Regions from separate parts of the Homo sapiens genome. Here region 2 is linked to region 1. Evidence: chromatin loops called from intact Hi-C (ENCODE). Cell type or tissue: GM12878. All regions are shown on one strand. Each heading gives the region's core, and the rest is flanking DNA. Links, peaks and the distances in the headings are about the cores only.

Evidence for each region. A loop is a pair of places that touch in the nucleus more often than their neighbours do. Peaks named below come from ENCODE experiments on the same cell type or tissue, not always from the same donor. Only the 100,000 strongest peaks of a DNase experiment are listed, where the experiment ranks them.
Region 2: a loop joins it to region 1, with 15 times the contacts of the local background. A loop is called at or near these places in 2 of 110 quality-filtered maps.

Annotation. Positions count from the first base shown.
Region 1 is chr7:158,972,554-158,984,660 of GRCh38, forward strand. It overlaps LOC124901795 (a long non-coding RNA gene), which reads left to right and starts at 1,748. Exons shown (of 2, transcript XR_007060626.1): 1 at 1,748-1,964; 2 at 4,115-9,269. RefSeq lists enhancers at 3,409-4,149, 4,091-4,210, 4,221-4,270. In GM12878, for the core only: a CTCF peak has its summit at 4,689 (motif pointing left); DNase peaks (open chromatin) are centred at 1,108, 4,148 and 4,558; H3K4me3 peaks cover 959 bases; H3K27ac peaks cover 723 bases.
Region 2 is chr7:157,427,169-157,439,275 of GRCh38, forward strand. No RefSeq gene overlaps it. Among named protein-coding and RNA genes, the nearest start is that of DNAJB6, 96 kb to the left of the region's middle. RefSeq lists silencers at 654-819, 2,213-2,413 and an enhancer at 5,209-5,718. In GM12878, for the core only: a CTCF peak has its summit at 5,947 (motif pointing right); a DNase peak (open chromatin) is centred at 5,955.

The sequences.
Region 1 (12,107 bases), core at 190-8,189:
TCTCGCTCTTTCGCCCAGGCCAGAGTGCAGTGGTGCAATCTCGGCTCACTGCAAGTGCCACCCCCCGGGGTTCACACCATTCTCCTGCCTCAGCCTCCGGAGTAGCTGGGACTACAGGCACCTGCCACCACGCCCAGCTAATTTTTTGTGGTTTTTTTAGTAGAGACGGGGTTTCACCTTGTTAACCAGGAAGGTCTCGATCTCCTGACCTCGTGATCCGGCCGCCTCGGCCTCCCAAAGTGCTGGGATTACAGGCGTGAGCCACCACGCCCGGCCCAGAAATGGTATTTCTACTTTACGCAGTAGGATTGAGTTTTGCTCTGTTGCCCAGGCTTGAGTGCAGTGGTGAGACCATGGTGCACTGCAGCCACAAACTCCTGGGCTCAAGTGATCCTCCCAGCTTAGCCTCCCAGACCACGAACACTGCCACCATGCCCCGCTAATGTTTTAATGAAATGGTGGGTTTCTGTAGAGATGGGATGTTATGTTGTCCAGGCTGGTCTCAACCTCCTGGCCTCGGGCCTCCCACCTCGGCCTCCCAAAGCCGTGGGATTACAGGGGTGAGCCACTGTGCTCAGCTACCTAGTATTATTTCTAAAGCACTCAAGATCTTTATGGTAATATAAAATATATTAAAATCTCAGAATATTAGTATTGGAAGGCGCCTGGTAGTCAGCAGGTTAATCTCTTCTGCTAAAGCCCTAGCGGACCTTCCCTGACCCCCGCCGTGATGAGAGCCCCCCATTTCATGACATAACACGTCCTCTTTAGCAGATGCTTTCTTTATAAGTGTGACTTATGTTAGAAAAGGTTTACCGTTTTTCCATTTCAAAAGTAATCCATGGTCATTAGGGGTAGGAGGAGGAGGAAGAGAGAGGCCTCCGGAGCCGGCTCCCCGAGGGCGCGGCGCGTCCGTGGCCCAGGTGTCCTCGCGAGGCTGCACGCCGGGTAACCGCGCACCCATCGCCTTGCCATGGTAACCGGGGCTTCCCGGTGACCGCCAGCTCGCGCCACCCCCGCTCTTCAGCGGCCTCCGAAGGTGCCTAGAAGCCTGTGAGCTCAGCGCCCAGGCAGGTCTCCCTTCCTCAGGCCGCGGAGCCTCGCTCTGCACAGTAGGGGGCGGGCTGTTCCTTTCCGGCCTGAGGAGGCCCGTGGCTTCCCGCGCCGACGTTTGACGTGTGGCAGGGACCCGGTTAGCGTTTCTGCATCTCAGATGGAGATGTGTGCTGTGCAGAGGCCGTGGCTGGGGCGCCACGAGGCTGCCCGACTGCAGGCGCCCGGCGGAACCCTCGCTCAGGCCCGGCTCAGTCTCAGGGCAGGCGCGGTCCCTCGCCCAGGCCCCCCACCGGCCTATCCGTGCCCCCCACCCTCGCCCAGGCCCCCCCCCCGCCTCTCCGCGCCCCCCACCCTCGCCCAGGCCCCCACCCGCCTCTCCGCGCCCCCCACCCTCGCCCAGGCCCCCCACCGGCCTCTCCGCGCCCCCCACCCTCGCCCAGGCCCCCCACCCGCCTCTCTGTGCCCCCCATCCTTGCACCCCGCGCTGTCCCCGGCGGTCTGGCCTGGCGTCTGGAGCTCCGGGAGCGCCTGTCCTCCCAGGGCCGATGCCAGCGCCCGCCCTCCGCGTTCCCGGCATTGACAGAATGTCCAGGCGCGCAGGGCCCGTGGGTGGGGCCTGGGCACCCGGCCCTGCCCTCGCGCACCCTCCAGACCCGCCACTTCTTAGATAGAGAGCGGCCGCCTCCCCGCCCTCCTTTCAGCCACTCGCTCCGCGCAGTCAGCTCTGCTGACTCTTCCGGAGGATTCTGGAAGGTTCCAGAGGGTGTGCCGCCGAGGCCCTGCGAGAGGGCGTTCCCTGGGGAGAACATTCCAGAGCAAGGTAACATCCATAAACGGAGGCTGAAACGGCCTGAGACGTCCCGGGAGTAACGAAGACCCCAAGGCGGCCCCAACTTGAGGGGGGCGAGGTAGCCAGGAATGGGGGGGTGGTGGGAGGGACGGGAAGGCAAACGCGCTGCCTGCTGGGGACGGACGCGCCTTGGGGCAGCCGGGGAGGCCCCGAACGCAGAGATGGGGGAGGCCAGGCGGGTGGGGAGGAGCCCGCGGGGCCGCCAAGGGGGTTCCAGGCAGGCAAGGCCGCCCGGCCTCGGGGCTCTGCGGCACCCAGGTTTCTCTTTCTTTAATTTTTTTGATGGAATCTTGCTCTGTCGCCCAGGCTGGAGTGCAGTGGTGCGATCTTGGCTCACTGCAACCTCCACCTCCCGGGTTCAAGCGATTCTCCTGCCTCAGCCTCCCGTGAATTTATTTTTAAGTTTCCTGGGGGGTGGGATGAGGACCTCTTTGGCCTTTTGTTTGGAATCATGTTAACTTAGTAGACTTCTTAGCTCTGTTGGACATTTTTAAAACAGAAGAGGCTGCCCAGCTGTGAATATCTCATTTCTTATGATACTCATCCATAGTCAGAAGAACCAAGGCAGAAACTGAGGATGCTTGTTGTAAAGTTGGGCTAAGAATACACCCCAGAGCCATGATAGACATAGACTCTGAAAGAAAGGCAGATCTGGAACTAATAAGCAATTATAGCAAGGTCGCAGGAAACAAGGCTAATATGTAAAAGTCAGTCGCTTTCCTATGTACTACAAATGAGCGAGTGGAATTTGAAAATAAAAACATAATACCATTTACTGAAAATGAAATACTGAGGTATAAATCTAACAAAGTATGTACAAGAGCTATATGAGGAAAACTACAAAACTCTGATGAAATAAGTCAAAGAAGGACTAAATGAAAGGAGAGATATTCCATATTCATGGTCAGGAAGACTCACTATCATCAGAGGTCAATTTCTCACAAATTCATCCATAGATTTAATGCAATACCAACAACAATTCCAACAAGTTGTTCCCGAACACCAGGGGTTCTGTCCAGGTCATGCTGCCCACTGCACAAAAAGCCCCCAGTCTCTGAGACAAAGAGAGTTGCCGGGGAAGAAGGCTTTATTCTATTACAGGCGGTGTCAGCTGGAGAGACAGGAGTCAAAACTCAAATCCGTCCCGCCTTCCCGGCTAAAGTCAGGGGTTTACATAGCTGGGAAGGAAGACAGGAGGGGCAAAGAGGGGAGGTGCGTGGGTGGAGCACGGAGGGGAGGTGCGTGGGTGGAGCACGGAGGGGAGGTGCGTGGGTGGAGCACGGAGGGGAGGTGCGTGGGTGGAGCACGGAGGGGAGGTGCGTGGGTGGAGCACGGAGGGGAGGTGCATGGGTGGAGCACAGGATATTTTTGGGACGGTGGAACAACTCTATGATACTATAATGGAGGATGTGTGTCATTACACATGTAGCCAAACCTACATTGACAGCAGTGGCTGCTGCCATCATCCGCCTGCAGCAGGGAAGCGTGGCTGGGGCCTCACACTCCATGGAGCCAGTGGGTGCCCCGCCCCTTCTGAGTTCGGAAGGGAGCTGTCCGTGCTCCCCGTGCTGCTGCACCTGCCCAAACCACAGCTGCAGACCCAGGCCTCCTGCTCTACGAAGCTGCCCAAACTGCAGCTGTGGATATGAGCCTCCCTGTGCACTTGAGGGAGCTGGGAACAGGCAAGATCTGCCTTCCCGGGTACAGCTGCAGCTGCGGCACCCACGGCTGCAAACCTGGGCCTCCTATTCCAAAAAGCGGGCAGGAGCTAGGGACAAGTAGGAGCCCTGCCCCTTCCGAGTTGGTGGGAGCTCCCAGGTGCAGCTGTGGCCGCCCTCCCGGGTACAGGACCTGGGTGTTTCTGCAGCCTACACCCTCAGGGGCCCCAGGAAGGACCCCCCCTACCACATCCCTGCAGGCTCGGGGGTGTCTTCTGCTGCCTGGCCTCTCTCCACTCCTAGCGCCTGCTCCGATCTCAGAGCTGGGGCTGGGGCCAAGCCCAGGGGCCATGAAGGGCCGTGGGAGGCAGATTGATTTCTGGGTAGAAGGGGCAGGTCCCCAGGAAGGCCCTACCTTCAGGCCAGCGAGGGCCTGAAGGCTGGGGGCTGGGCTGCCAGTGCTGCAGACAGGAGTGGGGACTCTTGATGCCTCTTCTGGGCCCACCCATGACCACTTATGGACCAATCGGCATGCACTTCCTCCCCTCAGAGGTCCATACAAGCTCTGGGCTCAGCCAGAGCAGGGCAGAGAAGGGTCACAGGATGAAGAGGACAGAGGGCAGAGAGACGACCGGATGGGATGACCAGCTGCAGAGAGGAGTACCCTCTCCACTGAGAACAGCAGAAGGCAAGACAACCTGTCCACAGAGAGGAGCTACCCTCTCTGCTGAGAGCTTCAGAGACCTGCAGAGACATCTGAATGACCTGCCTGCAGAGAGCAGCTTCCCTCTCTGGGGCCTCCTCTCTGCTGAAAGCTGAACACTCGAGAGACGACCTGCCTACGAGAGGAGCCACCCACTCCTCTGAGCTGTTCTGACACTAAATACAACTTTTCTTCTTCACGCTTCACTTGTCTGCGTACCTCATTCTTCCTAGACGCAGGACAAGAGCTCTGGCAAAGGCGCTGCAGCCACAGAGGTTTCCGGCCGGAAAAATCGGCACCCCAGAGATCCCATGAGAACGTCACGTACAGCACTGAGACGGAGCCCTAATGAAAACTGTGGCTCTGGGTGATAATGACGTTACTGTGGGTTCATCAACTGTAGCAAATTCGCCCTCTGCTGGGCGTTGTTGGAAATGCAGAGGCTCTGGGGGGTCAGGTATGTGGGAGCTCTCTGTACCTTTCTTGTAATTTGATGTGAACTTAAAGCTGCTCCAAAAAGATAAAATCTTGAAGAAAAGCGAAAAAAAAAAAAAGGAAGAGAGGAAAAAATGACAGGCAGAAGGTCACGCCTGGCCCCTCAGTGCGCGTCCTCAGGCCTCTGCTCCCAGCTGGGGCTGGCAGGTGGTCGGGGGGGCACCCAGCTCCTCCACTCCCCACGCCCACCACAGCTTTCAAAGTTAGGAACACAGGCAGGGTGGAGGTGAAGTCCGAACAGAAAGAGGAGACTTAAGGGAGGGCGAGCCCTGACTTTGTTTCGTTTTTCCGAGGCGACATTCGGTGCAGCTTTCTGGGTCCCCAAGGCTGACCCTGCTGCACCATGAACCACACGTCCACACCCTCACTGTCTCCCGCTCATGACATCAGCTCACCTGAGACTGTCACCGAAGGCTCTTTAACGTGAAATGAGTGGTTTTAACTATTTTTAAGTACACAGTTGTGTGGCATTAAGTGCATTCACTATGATGTGTGGCCATCACCATCGTCCACCCTAGAACCCCTTCATTTTCCCCAACAAATTCTGTCCCTTTAAGCAAGTGCTCCCCATCCCCCACCCCCTTCTACCTTCTGTCTCTGTGAATCTGATGACCGTCAGTCTCTGAGCACAGCCATACCATCGTGGGCCTTTTGTGTCTGGCTTACTTCACCGAGCATAATGTCCTCAGGGTTTATCCGCATTGTGGCAGGTGCCAGAATCCCCTTCCTTTTTTAAAGGCTGAATAATGCTTTACCGTATGGATAGACCACATTTTGTTTATGCGTTCATCCGTTATCGGACGCTTGGGTTGGACCATGTTTAGTGGGTGTGAATAAGGCTGCCCTAAACACGGGTGCACAGGCATCTGCCCAAGTCCCTGCTCTCAGTTCTTTTTGAGAAATACCCAAAAGTGAAATTGCTGGGTCATATGGCAGTTCTATTTTTAAGGTTTTGAGGAGCCGCCACACTGTCTTCCCCAGCGGCTGCCCTGTTTTACATCCCCTCAAGCAATGTAAAGGGTCCCGGTGTCCCCACATCCTCCAGTTTCTCCACATCCCGAGCACTTGCTGTCTTCTATTTTTGATACTTGTTACCCTAATGGCTGTGAGGTGGCACCTCATTGTGGTTTTGATTTGAATTTCCCTAATGACCTGTGATAGTGAGCATCTTTTCATGGGTTTATTGGCCATTTGTATGTCTTCTCTGAAGAAATTGTCTATTCAAGTCCTTTGACCATTTTTGAATCGAGCTGTTTGTTTTTTTGTTGTTGAGTTGTGGGGGTTCTTTATACATTACTGAAGGCTTATTTTTATGGTCCAATAATTCTTTATAGCACTGGGTGCTCGCTAGCCAGATGCCGTGATTATTTATGGCCTGGGACTGCGGGTACACATGTCTCCATTTGGAGGCTCAGCCAACGTTTCTAGGTCTGTTAACTTGAATTCATCTTTTAAATTGAAAAAAAGATTTATTTTCCTCCTTATAACAGTCAAATCTCCGCCTTTCGTGTTTCCAGGGCCAAGTACTATCTGGGGGTAAAATGTTAAAGCTCAGTGAGAAATCCCTGGATACACGGAGGTTACATTTCAAAGGCCAGACCCCTGGTGAGAGCAGAATAATAGTGTCATAAATGGCGATGTTGTATTGTGCAGTTGATAAATTGAGTAAATATTTGCTAAAAGCCAGGAAACCCCCACAGCAATAAGGACAAATGATGTTCATCAAAATGGCAGCCGTTTACTCAAGAATTAGGCAGAACCCACGGCGGGATGGACACTTGGACGTGCTCTCGGGACGGGCTGGCTAGGAAAGCTACAGCTGCAGATGGAGCTGGGAACCTCGCCCTGCCCTGAAACCCAAGGGAAAATCAGACTCCGAGGCACCGGTCGCCCTAAACCACCACAGATGGGGTTTCCACCTTCCTAGGAATAAGAGTGGAATATGCACCTGGGGGTGCAGCTTCGCCTTCCGCACAACAAGGGTCAGCGCCAATGTTTCCCTGAGATTCTCAGAGACCCAGAGCGCTGCCACCAGCGGCCTCCTGCCTCCCTGGAGCTCTTACCTCCCGCTCCCTCTCTCCGTCCAGGTGCTTACTTCTGGGAACTAATCACTCAGTTTGTCTGATTTTTTACTTTTAAATCTCTTTCAAACCATTGGTGCCTTTGCAGCTTCTTGTAGCCACCGTCAGAGCCAGGCAGCAGGGGAGGAGGAGGCTTGGACTGTGGTGCAGAAAACCCCGTCCAGCCTCACTTGCCTTGGGAAGGCTTTGAAAGGATCATTTATACACTGGAGGATTCCATGAAGACTTTTTTTGGCCACCCTGAGTGGTTCAAGGTTCACCCTGTCTCTGTGAGGCTCGGCCTTGCCTTCTTTCATCAAAAGAAAAACAGAAGCCAAGGCTGAGGCCTTGCTGACCGGTCCCTCCCGAGTCCCTTCCTAACTGGAAACGATGATTCAGTCCAGAACTCCGCCTGCTCAGTCCCTGCTGTAAACTTCGTGGCTCTCTTTAAGTGCTGCTAGATGCCAAGCCAGGGAGACAGCCTGTATCATCAGTGCAGTCGCCCTGGGGGTGACACCAGGGATGATTATGTAAATTCTCATAAAACCCACAGGCAAGTTTTGCTGCGGCCCGGCCTCCGGAGTCCTCCTGGTTGTAAGGGAAAGCACGAACTTGAGCGTGAAGACTCCAAAGCAGAAAAAAAGCAGAGCTCAGGAGGAAGCCTGCAGGGAAGGCCAAACCCTCCTGTGTGTGGAGCGGAGGTCAGGCTGGGGCGGGCGGCCACAGCTCCCCACCCTGGCCGCACCCCAGCCTGCAGATCTGACAGATGCAGGCCCCACTGCACCTGACAGTGCCGTGCTCAAATTGCTCACTCAGCAATGACATATTGGTGACCTGCCGGCAGCAGGCACTGTGGACAACACGTGGGGAGCACTGAGCAGGGCTACCTGCAGACGGCCTGGAAGCTCACCTTGGGCCGACTGGCAGCAGGTCACATGGCCTCTCTTAATTAATCTAATTTCCCACAAGGCAGCCGGGGGTTATTCCAGGCAAACCTGAATTCCTGCGTGGAACCTCAGGTGCCAACACCTGCACATGTAAGCGGTGTCCAGGCTGCACCCTGGAGCCCAACCCTGGACCCCTTTGGGATGGTGAGACCCTGGGCCTCACCCTTCTCACCTCTGAGTGAGGCTTCTCCCCTGACCCTGTTCCTTGTACCCCACCCAGATGTTTTGGTATTTTTCTGTACCCACATCTCCACACACACAGTGGCACTTCTCACCAAGGACTTGTAATCACAGAAAGCGATGGACAGAGGCAGACGCAGCAAGGGTGATGGGAGCTGGCGGAGAAGATGGTCCAGGGTGCAGGGGCACCACAGAGGTTGTGACATCACCTCAGGGTCCAAGACGTGCTTCCTAGGGGCCCCCTGGCGGTCTCCAGGATGAGGGGTGGGCAGTGTGGGAGACCCCCAGGCAAAGGAGTGGCAGACATTGACAGAAAGGAGTGGCAGACATTGACAGTGGAAGGTCTGCGGGGATGTGGGGGAGGTGCGCCGGGTGGGGAGGGGCCGCAGGCAAGGCCACAGTGTCCGGATGGTCCTGTGAAGGAAGGGAGCCCCCAAACACATTCACGTAGGGCAGTGCTGTGGGCAGATGCAAATTTTCAGAGTGTTCGCTGGAGATGGAGGGGGCCGGACCACCCCCAAGTCTCAGGAGAAGTCACAGGGGAGGAGACTCTGGGACTCTGGGTTCAGGTAAATACTTCGGGTTTGGCGTTGATGCTCCTTTTGGGCAATCTGTAGACTGAGTGACACCTGTCTCCCTGTCCACTCCCCTCCTACCCTTGTGATTATCCATCAGTATTTATGGGCCTGGCTGGTCAGACCAAGCAGGCCACAGCACAGCATGGAGCTCTAGGCCTCTGTGCGTCTCTGGTGTTTGGATCCTAGGACCTGAAGGTCCAGGGGAGAAGTCGTCTGGGGGGTTGGGAGGCTCAGGGAAGAGGCTGCTTCCTGCTGTGGACTTGATTAGCAGCCCCATGGACAGTCACTGGACTGTTAGCGAGGCAGGAGTCCAGAGGAGCCAGGGTGACACCATTTTAAAATCAGCACCGTCTTAAACTAGCAAGGCACACTCCTTGCCACACACAAGCCATGGTCCTAAGATGTTTACAGCTAAGGAAGCAGCTTGGTGATGCCTGCAAAGCAAACTCCAAGAACAGAAAGTCCAGACGTCCAATACCCATAATTAGGTCTATGCTTTCAAGATAGTAAGAGTCATGCTATGATGACTGACACACTAAAATGTCAAGGATGGTTTTCTTTAAACCAATAGAATGATAAACCTTGTCATGCTCTCTGCTCAGCTGCACATATGCACAGCTTCACTTCGCTTTGCAGACAAGACTTCTGTGTAAGAAAAATGGAAAAAGAAGTTGGTGTGTCCTCTGCTTGCTTTCTGCTCTGTAACAGAGTCATTTCTAATAAACGTGCCTCTTTCACTGTGCTCTGTGACTGGCCTTGAATTCCCTCTTGTGTGAGATCTGAGAAGCCTCTCTTGGGGTAGAGACCCCCTCTTCCAGGAACAGGACCACCTCTCACTTCCCCTAGACCCAAAGGGTGACCAAGAGACTGGCTCCAGGGCTTGTGTGGGAAAGTCTTCTGTTCGAGTGAGCCTGGGAGTAAACACTCCTGCTCGAGTGGGAAAGTCTTCTGTTCGAGTGAGCCTGGGAGTAAACACTCCTGCTCGAGTGGGAAAGTCTTCTGTTCGAGTGAGCCTGGGAGTAAACACTCCTGCTCGAGTGGGAAAGTCTTCTGTTCGAGTGAGCCTGGGAGTAAACACTCCTGCTCGAGTGGGAAAGTCTTCTGTTCGAGTGAGCCTGGGAGTAAACACTCCTGCTCGAGTGGGAAAGTCTTCTGTTCGAGTGAGCCTGGGAGTAAACACTCCTGCTCGAGTGGGAAAGTCTTCTGTTCGAGTGAGCCTGGGAGTGAACACTCCTGCTCGAGTGGGAAAGTCTTCTGTTCGAGTGAGCCTGGGAGTAAACACTCCTGCTCGAGTGGGAAGGTCTTCTGTTCGAGTGATCCTGGGAGTAAACACTCCTGCTCGAGTGGGAAGGTCTTCTGTTTGAGTGAGCCTGGGAGTAAACACTCCTGCTCGAGTGGCTAGCTCATGGGTTTCTGCAAGGAACGTCTTTGAAATATTTGGTAGATCTAAGGCTGAATACAGACCATTCACCAAAACGCTTTCCAAAACCATCTACTCCAGATTTTGTGAATAAATTTAAAATGCTGTTGCGGAGTCCTGACCACAGAATATTGTTTTAGAAGCGAGTTTTGAGCTTTGGTCTGATGTGCTGATTTTTCCAGCAAGGACACGGAAGCCACATTTGTGATGAACTCTGAGCCATGCCCACCCCTCTGGGGCCAGGCCAGCCTGAAGCCATCTCACTGGCTCTCCAGCTGCCAGAAATGGAGGCTAGCTTCTGATACCAAAGTTCCACACCAGGATATCAACAGCAGCCCTGCTTACACTAGTGAAAAATTAGACAGGATCTAAGTGTCCCACACTGAGGAAAGAGATGAACTCCAGCACGAGTGTATTATTCTGTTTTCATGCTGCCAATAAAGACATACCTGAGACTGGGTATTTTGATATTTTTTCTTGTTATAAAGAAAAAGAGGTTTAATGGACTCACAGTTCCATGTGGCTGGGGAGGCCTCACAATCATGGTGGAAGATGAAAGGCACATCTTACATGGCAGCAGACGAGAAAAAATGAGGGAACCAAGTGAAAGGGGTTTCCCTTTATAAAACTATCAGATCTTGTGAGACTTATTCACTACCACGAGAACAATATGGGGGAAACCACCCCTGTGATTCTGTTATCTCCCACTGGGTCCCTCCCACAACACATGGGAATAATTATGGGAGCTACAATTCAAGCTGAGATTTTGGTGGAGACACAGCTGAACCATATAATTCCACCCCTGGCTCCTCCCAAGTCTCATGTCTTCACATTTTAAAACCACTCGTACCTTCCCAACAGTCCCCAAAGTCTTAATTCAGCATTAACTCAAAAGTCCACAGTCCAAAGTCTCATTTGAGACAAGCAAGTCCCTTCTGCCTATGAGCCTATAAAATCAAAGGCAAGTTAGCTGCTTTCTAGATACAATGGGGGTACAGGCATTGGGTAAATATATCCATTCCAAATGGGAGAAATTGGCCAAAACAAAGGAGTTACAGGCCCCACGTAAGTCCAAAATCCAGCGGGGCAGTCAAATCTTAAAGCTTCAAAGTGATCTTTGACTCCGTGTCTCACATCCAGCTCACACTGATGCAAGAGGTGGGTTCCCATGGTCTTGGGCAGCTCTGCCTCTGTGGCTTAGCAAGGTACAGTCTCCCTCCTGAGCTTTCACAGGCTGGTGTTGAGTGTCTGCAGCTTTACCAGGTGCACAGAGCAAGTTGTTGGTGGATCTACCATCCTGGGGTCTGGAGGATGGTGACTTTCTCACAGCTCCACTAGGTAGCACCTCAGTGGTGACTCTGTGTGTGTGGGGGTGCCCACCCCACAATTCCCTTCTGCACTGCCCTAGCAGGGGTTCCCCATGAGGGCCCTGACCCTGCAGCAAACTTCTGCCTGAACATCCAGGCATTTCCATACATCCTCTAACATCTAGGTGGAGGTTCCCAAACCTCAATTATTGACTTCTCTGCACCTGCAGGCTCAACACCACATGGAAGCTGCTAGGGCTTGGGGTTTGCATCCTCTGAAGCCATGACCTGAGCTGTACCTTGGCCCCTTTTAGTCATGGCTGGAGTGGCTGGGACACAGGGCACCAAGTCCCTAGACTGCACACAGCACAGGGATCCTGGGCCTCGCCCATGAAACCATTTTTTCCTCCCAGGCCTCTGGGCCTGTGATGGGAGGGGATGCCATGAAGGCCTCTGACATGTCCCGGAGACATTTTCCCCATTGTCTTGGCAATTAACATTCAGCTCCTTGTTACTTATGCAAATTTCTGCAGCTGGCTTGAATTTCTCCTCAGAAAATGGGACTTTCCTTTCTATTGCATTGTCAGGCTGCACATTTTCTGAACTCTTCTGCTCTGCTTCCCTTATAAAACTGAATGCCTTTAACAGCGCCTAAGTTACCTCTTGAATGCTTTGCCACTTAGAAATTTCTTCCACCAGATATCCTAAATAATCTCTCTCAAATTCAAAGTTCCACAAATTTCTAGGGCAGGGGCAAAATGCTGGCAGTCTCTTTGCTGAAACATTACAAGAGTGGCCTTCGCTCCAGTTGCCAACAAATTCCTCATTTCCGTCTGAGACTACCTCAGTCTGG
Region 2 (12,107 bases), core at 2,823-10,822, 1.5 Mb before region 1:
TTCACACAGGATGAGGGTGCAGAGCTGGCTAGCGCACTCCAGGGCTCCCTGTGGCTCGCAGGCGCTGGGCCGCCTCACTGTGCCCAGCTTGCTGATGGGGGTCTCCGGGGAACACACCACTTCCCCTGGCCTGCCTCCTCCCTGCAAAAGGGCAAATCTTGCCTTGTGCGGCTTTTATTTGAGTAAATAACTGTGATAATGGAGGATTTTAAGAGGTGTTTTGACCCAGATTCAAACCTGCAGTGGAAAACACATGTTTTTTTTTTAGACAGTCTCTCTCTGTCGCCCAGGCTGGAGTGCAGTTGCGTGATCTCAGCTCACTGCAAACTCCGCCTCCCAGGTTCAAGCTATTCTCATGTCTCAGCCTCCTGAGTAGCTTGGACTACAGGCATGCATCACCATGCCCGACTAATTTTTGTATTTTTAGTAGGACAGGGTTTCGCCATGTTGGCCAGGCTGGTCTTGAATTCCTGACCTCAAGAGATCCACCTGCCTTGGCCTCCTAAAGTGCTGGGATTACAGGTGTGAGCCACCGCGCCCGGCCGGAAAACACACCTTCAAAAAACTGAGTCATCCTTTCCCTCCAGAGAAGCTACCATGTGTGGTGCAGTTTGCTTTGGGGACCCGCCTGGGTGGACCTGTCCCGGATCTCCGTCCGGGTCTGCCTGTGGAGTACCTGGCATCTCTGCCGAGGCCTGGGGTGCCCCTGACTGGCTCCTTGCCAGGGGAGGAGGCCTGGGGGGACCCCCGGGGGCTGCTGAGGTGAGGGGGGCCCAGGACCCGGCTGAGCAGAGTGAGTGGTCAGGGTCCAGCGCGGGCACAGAAGTGTGGGTGTTCACATCAGGGGCTGTGGGAGGGGCGTCCCCAGCAGAGGGAGGAGGGACGAAGGGGCCATCCCAGAACCCTGGGCTCACCACAGGGGGCATGGGGCTGGAGGGACCCTGTGAGGGGAACTGTGAGGGGCCAGCGGCTTTGCTGGGGACTGACCTGCAGTTGAGGAGGGAGGAGGGGCAAAGCATGGTGCCACCCAGGGCAGGACAGGGTCCAGGTGCCCAGCAGCCTCCATGGCACAGGATGGCCTGGGAGCCGCGTGGGAGCCTCGTGGGAGCTGGGATGTGGCGGCTGTGACCCGCATGGAGTCAGGGCCAGGCTCCTGCACCCCTGGGGAGTGGGCGCCCAGCGGGGCTACGGTGCTGGGGTGGGCTATCCCGGGAGGACAGCGTCAGTGGCTGTGGCTGGGAGTGAGGGAGGGGCTGGAAGGGCTCCCTCTCTGCACCTCTGCTGTCTGTGTGAGGTGTCGGCTCTACCAAAGCCCATAGCCTTCTCCTTGGTGAAGGCAGCTGTCACCAGGCGTGTGAGGCAGGGCTGCACCTGCTAGGCCCTCAAAGGTGAGGCTGGGACATCTCGCTGGGGCCTGGTGGCCAGGTCTTCTCCAAGTCCCTTGGGCCAGAGTCTGCTGGGGAGACCTGAACTATTTCTACTGTCCTGGGCCTCAGGGCAGGACGCAATGTGGGGACGCTTCCCTCTCTGCCCATGGGGTCCACCCGGGGAGCCCAGCCTGCGTTTCAGGCTCCCCCAAGTCCCAACGTGGGCCTGGTTCATGTCTCATCAAGAGAGCCTGTGGGCGATCTTACCTCCAGTCCACAGAGGGAAACACCTTGGACCCTGCGGGCGAGGCTGTGCCCCCGGGGACCCCTCTGGAGGGACCTGGATTGCCGGGGCCTGAAGTGGCCACAGCTGGGGCGGGGGGCCAGTTTCCCTGGGTGCTCTCTGCACCTGGGAGGGACATCCCAGGACATCCCCCAGTCTCACTGGGAAATCTGCCCACAGGGATGACAATACCCTGATTGTGAGGCATGCGGGTATCTCGCAGAGTCTTCCAGAGCTCATGGAGTAATTCTGGGGTGCTGATCAAGGTCTAGCTTGTGTGAGAGCCGGGGGCCACAAGGAGGGGCACGGCGCACCCCATAACAACAGCGGAAGTATGGCTGTTGGTGTTGGGACAGGGAGTTCTGTTTGCTGTCAGGGCCCAGAGACGTCCAAACCCTTTGGGAAGGGCTCACAGCTCCCAGGGTCGCCTCAGGCTCACGGAACCACAGGCCCAGTTTCCAGATGACCAACATAAGCTGCCCTTCCTTGGGCTTTTTCTGGGTTCGCTGCCATTGGCCACATAAAGGAAGGGCCAGTGGTTCATTTGAGGACACTGAGCAGGGTGAGCTTCTGAGCGTCTGCGCTCATGGATCCTGCAGCCCAGGCTATTTGGCACGCTGTGGCTGGAGCTTAAATTGTGGCTGACTGAGCCCCGTTCTCAGCTTAGTTAAAACTTCACGCAGCTGCCAGCTCAACAGGCTGCTTATGTGATTATTACAGTGAATTAGACAGGGCAAGGGGAGGACCACATGCTAGAGATGCTCAGCTTGGACCTTCCCAGGATGGATGTGGCTGGCCTGCTGCCAGCTTCCTGGGGGTGCATGGCTGGGCAGAGGCACCATGGGCAGTGGGCCAGGCTTCTCCAGCTCCCAGGACCTCCCCTCGGGGAGGACCGACCCTTAGGGTCCAAGTTTTGGGAGTGGGGGCAACCCCTGTCCCACACAGGGGACGGTGGACCTGCTGGGTAGCTGGGGGAGCTTGTACTGGGTAGAGGAGGCTGACTCAACATGCTCATGTTGTCATGAACCCCTCATGGGACTCCCCCAGAAAATCATATTCCTGTTTGGCCTGGTTACACACAAACAGACCTGGCCTAAGGGCGGTGTGTAAATACAATGTTTGGTTATTTGTTCATTCACCTGTCCATCCATCCATCCATCCATCCATCCATCCATCCATCCACCCATCCATCCATCTGTCCCTCTGTCTGCCCATCAGTTAATCCATCCATCTGCCTGTCCATCTGTCTGTTCATCCATCTGTCCATCCATCCACCCTTTCATCCACCCACCCACTTGTCCACCCATCCATCCATCCATCCATCCATCCATCCATTCATCTATCCATCCACCCACCCATCTATCCGCTGACCCACCCATCCACCCATCCATCCACCCACCCACGCACCCATCCATCCATCCACCCATCCACACATCCATCCACCCATCCATCCACCCACCCACCCATCCATCCATCCACCCACCCACCCACCCACCCATCCATCCATCCATCCATCCATCCATCCATCCACCCACCCATCCATCCACCCACCCACCCACTCATCCATCCACCCACCCACCTGTCCACCCATCCATCCATTCATCCATCCATCCACTCATCTATCCATCCACCCACCCATCCATCCACCCATCCATCCACCGACCCACCCATCCACCCATCCATCCATCCACCCACCCACCCACCCATCCATCCATCCACTCATCCATCCACCCTCCCACCCATCCACCCATCCATCCACCTACCCATCCATCTGTCCATCTGTCTATCCGTTTGTTCATCCATTCGTCCATCCTTCCATCTGTCCATCTGTCTGTCCATCTGTCTATCCATTTGTTCATCCATTCGTCCATCCTTCCATCTGTCCATCTGTCTGCCCATCTGCCTGTCCCTCCCATTCATTCATCTGTGTGTCCATTGCTGGCACGCTGGGGACAGAGAGCTTTATACATTGTCATCCTGCCCTGCAGAGGGGAAAGGCAGAATCAATCACTTCCAACCCACCCTTGTCAACCCCCCACAGGCCAGTGGAGGGGAGGACTACATGCTGAACACGCTCAGCTTGGACCTTCCCAGGATGGAGAGAAGGGTCAGAGAGCTTCCTGAGTGGGTGTCGGTGAGTGGATGTGGGCAGGCTCTCTGGACGAGAGTGGCCAGAGCCCGGGGTGGGCTTGTGGGTTGGAGGTGAATTTGTGGGAGGGAGAATTTTGCATGCAGCAGGAAGAGGTGAAGCAAGCCTGGACGTGAATGGGCGGCTTCTTCCCCACACTTCACCCCTTGTGCTGCCTGTGGAGTGAGCCACGGTGGCCAGTGATGGGCTTGCCCTAGGACCACTGTCCATGCCGAGTGGTGGCAGCCGCGCCCCGGGAGCACCCCCTCCTGCTGTGGTGGAAACGCAGCCAATGGACAGAGAGAGCCGGTCCCTGGAGCTCGGCTGAGTGTGACAGAGCTCCAGCCTGGGGGCAGCGAGGCTGCTGCACGGCCCACGGGACTCTGTCTTGAAGCGAGACCGTTACCATGACTGGCGCCGGGCGCCCACATACTGAGGTGTTTCTGTAGCACAGACACCCTGGGAAGAATGCCTGTCACACTCCCCAGCGGTCACGAGTTTCCCAAGAGAGTCAGATGTGGCCAGCTGCATGCGTCCCACCTTAAACACATGTGCACAAAAGACACTTCCTGGAGTGGGTGCGGGCGCCACCGTCTTGTGGCCACCGGAGACACTGATTCCTTTCCCAAGTCCCTGTGAAGTGTTTGTCTGAGGAGCTGGGTCTGTCAGCCTTTCTCTTCCACCTCTCAGCTCCCTTGGCCTTTGGGGTGAGTCTGCATAGACCTGCCCACCGCGGGACAGAGGCCTTCCCACAAGGACGAGGCAGCTGCTGTGGGACTGCCAACGTCTGTCTTTCTTGCCACACGGAAGGTCACCTGTCACCTGACAAGATTACCTGTCACTGATGGGCCACTTGTCACCTGAGGTCACCTGTCACCTGATGGGATCACCTGTTCCCTTTCAGCCCTCTTTGGCTTCAAGAGGTCGTGGGACCTCAGGTGTGCATCTGCCCTGGAGTGGTTTTGTTGTGGTTGGGGACATAGCTGTGTCCATCGCTTCTTGTCCCTCATCCCCCTGGGACCAGGCCTTGGGGAGCAGACAGCTGTGAACCCCCAGAGCTGTGAGTCAGTGCGAAGTGGGGAGAGAGCAGCCCACAAATCTCCAAAGGACAGACCACCATCCGCTCAGCTCCCAGCGCTCCCTGCGTCTCGGTAGTTCCTGCTACTGGCTGCTCCGTCCTCTCCAGGGCAGGCTGACTTCGTCGTCACCTGTCAGGCACAGCAGACGCCCACGGCAGGTGTGAGGTGAGGAAAGAAAACCGGACCCCACAGCCCTGAGTCCTCCCAGAGGCTGCTGGAGGGACGGGTGCTCTGCAGGGAAGCTCTGATGTCAGCGTTGTCCCAGTTTGCAGGGACAGGTCCTTGGGCCGAGGACCTCACTTTCAGTCAGCCACAGAGGCGTCCCGCAGCCCATCACCCACACGGAGAGTGCGAATGGCCTGGCCCGGCCTGCCTGTCTCATTCTCCTGTACACTCCAGCAACACGGACACCCACACCTTCCAGTCCCCCTGAGATCCCCAAGTCCTGTGCAGGGGAATGGTGGTCTCTGAAGACACGTCCACCTGCTGACCCCTGGAACCCGTGAGCATGCCTGCCCGAGAGGCCGTCTTTGCAGATGTAACAAGTTAAGGCCTGGAGAGGAGATCATCCTGGACTGAGAATGCCAGCAAACCCAACAACAGCCGTCCTTAGAGGAGAAGGGGGAGGGAGACTTGAGACCGGGACGGGGAGGGAGGCCACGTGGAGACGGAGGCAGAGATGGGAGGGGTGTGGCCACAAGCTGGGAGAAGCAGCAGCTTGTGTGCCGGAAGCTGGGAGAGGCAGGAAGGAGTGTCCATCCTGAGCCTCGTGAGGGAGCCGGCCCCGCCCACACCTTCCTCCACTTTGGCTCTGTCCTCCTGCCGGTGTGAGGAGCCCCCAGGCACGCGGGCGCCCCGCTTTAGAAATTCAGTTTAGAAGGTGCACCTGTGCATCAGTACCGAGGCATCCCAACTTATAAAACCCCAAATCAAGTATTTTATGAAAAAATTGCATATGTCTGTGTAGCTTTGTGGGAACGTTTATTTATTCATGTGAGACTCCAAATGCTTCACGCAGAAAAACAGCGACAGAAACACAGGATGCAGGGCAGAGATGGCATTTTACAGGGCAATATTTTCAGCGGCCACAGGAGGGCGCGTCTATAAAAGAAAACAGGACTGTGCGCGAGTGACCCACTCCACTCCCACCCGAGGCACGCACACACGCATGCACACACATGCACACTCACATGCACACACACACACACGCAGTCATCCACCCACATAGGCACACACATGCACAGACACGAAGTCACCCACCCACACATGTACCCTCACACATGCCTGCACACACACATACATGCACACTCACACATGCACACACATGCATGCACACATGCATGCTCATGCATGCACACCCACATGCAGTCATCCATCCACATGTGCGCACATGCACACAATCACATGCACTCACACGCACCCGCACCTGCAGTCACCCACCCACATGTGCACACACCCATGCACACATGCAGTCCCCCACCCACACATGCACACACACATGCCTGCACACACGCACACTCATGCATGCATGCACACACACACGGTCATCCACCCATATATACACACACATGCACATTCACATGCACACTCAGTCACCCACCCACATGTGCACACTGACATGCATACACACGCATGCACACACACATGCAGTCACCCACCCACACATACTCACACATGCCTGCACACGCATACACTCATGCATGCACACACGGTCATCCACCCACATATACACACACATGCACGTTCACATGCACACTCGCATGCACACATGCAGTCACCCACCCACACGTGCACACTCACACACGCATACATAGACATACACACACACGAAGTCACCCACCCACACATGCACCCCCACACCCCCATGGCCACCTAGTGGCGTTAGTCTTATTTTAATTATGTTCAGGTTAATCAAGGCTAAAATCGAGTTGAAGGGTGAGGGGCCTGAGTGCTTACACGGTCCCATCGGTGGAATAAAATAATTAGTTTAAGGCAGAGTGGGGAGTTTTTCTTGTTGAACAGTTAACATCCAGTCTCACAACCTTCTAAATGACATATCAAAAGCTTCGCAAGCACACAATTTTAAATGATAAAATCAGGCTCTACCAAAAGTTCAAGGTCACTTTTTTCCCCCTACACTCCCATGCCAAAAACATTTCTATAGTTTTTACTCAAATAACATTTGACAAATGGTAATTTGCGTTCTTCTGGGCTAATAGAGAGCAATAAAATCTATTGTTAATATTTTCAGCACCTTCTGGCTAAAATAATCCCATAACCCACTGAACCGTGCACCGCCCCCATAAGTGGTGGTACAAGGAAAGGTCAGGGCCACCAAACCTATCGCACAACCGCTGAAGTCAGCCACCCTGGCGGCCGGGGAGCGAATGGGAAGCACTTGACAACACCTGTCTTGGAGTTGCTTTTTGAAGCTTTGGTCAGAACATGCAGTCGTTTCCTTAATCCAGACTTTTGTGATCAGCAGTTTCTCCAAGGCGTGGTTGAACGGCCTCATAAGTAAAGTTGGCTTGGAGAGACCAGAAGACGTGGCTTTCACCCAGACCGATGACCGCTCTGCAGTGCCAAAGGGTGTGGCGTCCCGATTCCAGGGCCCTTTGCTTCCTATCCACTTGTTACCAAAATCAGGTAAAAAATTACCGAGGTAAAGAAGAAATAACATAAAGAGAGAAAACACAAAACTCAAAGCCAAAACTGTCCCAAGCCTTATAATACTTGTGAGCGAAGTCCTCAGCCCCTCCCGTGGTGCCCTCGATTCCCGTTAAAGGGCAGGAGCAGCAGCAGAAGCTGCTGTGAGCTCCAGGTCTCCACCTCATCCCCAACAACCATGCTCCCAAACCAGACAGCAGCAGCTGAAAACCGCAGAGCACCCTGCACTGTTGCCAGCCAATCCAGGAAGATAGATCATGCTGGTACAGACGGGTTTCAGTGCGGATGCAAATGAACTTATGCATGTGACTCTTCTTAGCTTTAAGCCTTTTACCTGAGGGTTTATTGTTGGAGTTATAGCAATGTATGGTGATGATAAAGGGTCTCCAGCATCATTCCGTGTAGTAAAAATGATGCTTCATCCGGGAGGGGAGGACTCCCCAGCATCTTACTCCCCGCCAGGCCTCCCACGCCCACCTGTTGGTATCTGAGGGTGAGGCGTGGAGGTGGCCAGACCATTACAGTTTGCCCGAGCGTCTAGATTTAGGAATTCTGTTGGACTTAGGAGCATCTAGATTGAGGTAAAAAGAGCACAGTCTACAAAGAAACTAATTGTTCCCGCTTTTACGTGCTCCTCAGTTTTAAAATCTTTTAATTTTAATTAAAAATAAGGGCCGGGCATGGTAGCTCACGCCTGTAATCCCAGCACTTTGGGAGGCCGAGGCGGGCGGATCACGAGGTCAGGAGATGAAGACCATCCTGGCGAACATGGTGAAACCCCGTCTCTACTAAAAATACAAAAAATTAGCCGGGCGAGGTGGCGGGCGCCTGTAGTCCCAGCTACTCGGGAGGCTGAGGCAGGAGAATGGCGTGAACCCGGGAGGCGGAGCTTGCAGTGAGTGGAGATCGCGCCACTGCACTCCAGCCTGGGCGACAAAGCGAGACTCCGTCTCAAAAAAAAAAAAAAAGATTAAAAATTAAAAAAAAATTAGCTGCCTTGACAAAGTCTTAGCTAAAGTACCAAGCATCATGGGAGAATATAAATATAAATATCCAGCCAGTCAAATATATTTCATAAGGAATGAGGCGATTGTAGGCTGGGCGCAGTGGCTCACGCCTGTAATTCCAGCACTTTGGGAGGCTGAGGCGGGTGGATCACCTGAGGTCAGGAGTTTGAGACCACCTGGCCAATATGGTGAAACCCTGTCTCTACTAAAAATACAAAAATTAGCCAGGCATGGTGGCACGTGCCTGTAATCCCAGCTACTCAGGAGGCTGAGGCAGGAAAATCGCTTGAACCTGGGAGGTGGAGGTTGCAGTGAGCGGAGATGGCACCATTGTGCTCCATCCTGGGCAGCAAAGCAAGACTCCATCTCAAAAAAAAAAAAAACAAACACACACAGACACACACCAAAAAAAAAAAGAACAAGGCAACCAACTCCATTTCAGATTAAGCGGCTGCCTTAGGTCCCTGGGATTTTGTTTTCATATGTAATCTCTACAGTTTACGTATTTTCGTATGTAACTTCTACGGTCGGACCAGATGGCAGGCCCCGTCCCAACGCCAGCCACTTGCCTGCTATGTGTTTCCTCTGTCGGCCCTACAGATCTGCCAGTGGCATTACAATCTCTTCAGCACAGGTTATATTTATCACAGCCGTTTAGACAGAGTTAGAATTAATTAGGGTATGTCGCAAATGTCAGATCGTTAAATGAAATGGTAAAAAGTAAATTGTGGTTTTTGGCAAGCAAGTATTTCATAAAATAAGATCCCTTGATGAAAAAGTAATTGCTCTAAAATATATACTTTTATTACCACTTTTAGGGACACAGATTAGCAATCTAAGTTTTAAATTTGATATGAATGGCAATGAATTCTATCTGCCACAATACAGCATGGAATTTGATGTCTAAAATATTCCTAAAGGGTGATTGAATAGTCAATTAAAATATAGCATTGCTAAGGGCCTGTGTGTGTGTGTGTCTGTGTGTATTTAATGCAAGTCAGTTGTTCTTTGAATTTTAAAAGTCCTTACACAGAATTTGGTATGATACATAATGGGAGAGACATTGAAAACTGAAGCTATAAAATACAGGAACCTTTGCAAGGAATGATAGAATTGGTGGGAGGTGGCCTGGGATGGTTAGCACTGAGTGGCCCCCCACGGCTCGCTTCCCTTGGTCTCTGGCCATCAGTGGTGACCGGTGATGAAACCGTTACCAACAGTTTCAGAAATTTCCAAACTCAATCCTGTCTCCTTCCTACAGTTGATTCTAACGGCACAGAAATGATTTCTGTTTCCACGAGTTCATGCTGCTCACGTTAAGCGGCTGTGACAGAGCCTGGTGGGGCACTTGCAATTCTTCCTTGTTTTTCAGTTGTTTATGGTTGAAAACACATCTTTTTCAGCATGGAAGGAATTTCTACAGAAGGCAAAAGGAATGTGTGTCCAGAAAAGGATCTAATTTTGAAGAGTCGAGCAAGTAACACTCACATGTTTGATGGCACAAGAGAGTTAACTTAAATAGCTTTAACCTGACTGGGTGAAGTGGCTCATGCCTGTAATTCCAACCTTTGGGAGACCGAGGTGGGTGGATCACTTGAGTTCAGGAGTTCAAGTCTAGCTTGGGCAACATGGCAAAATCTTGTCGCTACAAAAAATACAAAAATTAGCCGGGGGTGGTGGTGCATGCCTGTAATCCCAGCTGCTTGGGAGGCTGAGGTGAAAAAATTGCCTGAGCCCGGGAGGTGGAGGCTGCAGTGAGCTGAGATCATGCCACTGCACTCCAGTCTGGGCAACACAGTGAGAGTCTGCTGCCTCCTCCCCCAGAAAATCTTTAATCTAATCAACAATGAGGCTGGGTTTTCTAAGACGTTGCCTAAAACATGAAGTTCCAAAAATGTTCTGGACGACGATGGGGTGGTGGCTTCTGCCTGAGGGGCTGCACTAGCACAGAAGAGGGGACGGTGTCCGGAGTGTGCACGTGAACCAAGCCAGTGCCTCATGGTCACGGCCCCACAGCTCACTGTGCACACCCACACACAGACATGCATATGCTGTGTGCACATGCATGCATGTCCAGGACCACAGGCTCTTCCTGGGACAGGATCAGGAAGCAACTCTGGCCCCAGGCAGCCCCTAGCACGTTACCCCCACCCAGTTGTCCAGCCTGACTGAGTCTTATTTAACTTTACAGTTTCCTGAGAAAGCCTCTGTCTAGGAAGGTGGCCATGGAGCCCTTTCTCTCATTGTGTCCCGAGTCCTCCTTTGCCCACCACACAGTCTGGCCCCACCTTCCCCTCCCCTCCTCTCCTCTCTTCTCCCCTCCCCATCCTTCCCCTCCTCTCCCCTCTCTTTCCTCCCCTCCTCTCCTCTCTTCTCCCCTCCCCATCCTTCCCCTCCTCTCCCCTCTCCTTTCCTCCCCTCCCCTCCTCATCTTTCCCCTCCCCTCCTCATCTTTCCCCTCCCCTCCTCATCTTTCCCCTCCCCTCCTGAGCCATGCTGGCTTCACAGCTGAGTCACAGCTGTGGGGGGCGGTGGGGGGTGATTCCAGGGAATGGCTGGAGGGAAAGGAGCACGTGTTTTGGACTAGAGGTGATGTGAGAGCCATGTGTCCAGCCCTTGCTGGAGGCCAGTCTGAGCTGGCTCTCGGCCCTGGGCAGGGCATGGCCTTTCCCGGATGGGGTTGTTGTAGGAATCCCACCGGTCTAGTGTTTGGGGTTGAATTTTGTCTCCAAAAAGAAGGGTTGAGTCCAACCCAGGCCCCACAAGGGCCGCCCTGTTTGGGAGGAGGGTCTTTGCAGATGGATTTGGGCTCAGATGAAGTCATCCTGGAGTTGGGGGCCCCAATCACTGCTTCAGGTCCTTGGATGGAGGCCATGTGACAGAGGCAGAGAGTGGAGTGAGGCGTCTGCAGGTGAGGCATGCAGGGAGGGTCGTGAGGTGAGGAGAGGTCCCCAAGAGCCTTCCACACCTTGGAGGGGCATGGCCTCACGGACGCCTTGACCTCAGATGCCGGCTTCCAGAACCATGAGATGCACCCTCTGTTGTTTTAAGCCCCTGGTTTGTTAGAATGGTCCCAGGCCACGCACACTCGTTGAGCGGCTATAGCCAAGCTCCTGCCCTGTCATTGTTGGGGGCCCAGCAGCACGTGGAGCCTGCAGACTTTGGAGCTGGGTTCAGGGCTCATCTCTAAGCCCCAGGTTCAGCAGTGGCTCCTCAGCAGGGGCGAGTGCCCCCGACACAGCACAGACTCCTTGGCCTTAAATATGCAGCTTCATCTCCGTCTCCAGCTGAAATGGTTTGTCACCTTTGCTACTGGGAGATGCTCACGCTGCTGGGACACCATCCCTGTCCCTCCTCAGCCTGTGTCCTAAAGAAAGTGCCCGGTAGCAACCAAAAGCATCGGCACTGAGGACAGTGTTAGGGGCTCCAAGTAGCTAGAGGGACAAGGCCTGCCTTCGGCTTCTCCAGGGAGCACCTCCTTCACTGTCACCTCTAGGGAGCACCGTATTCACCACCACCTCCAGGAAGCACCTCCATCACTATCACCTCCAGAGAGCACCTCCTTCACCATCACCT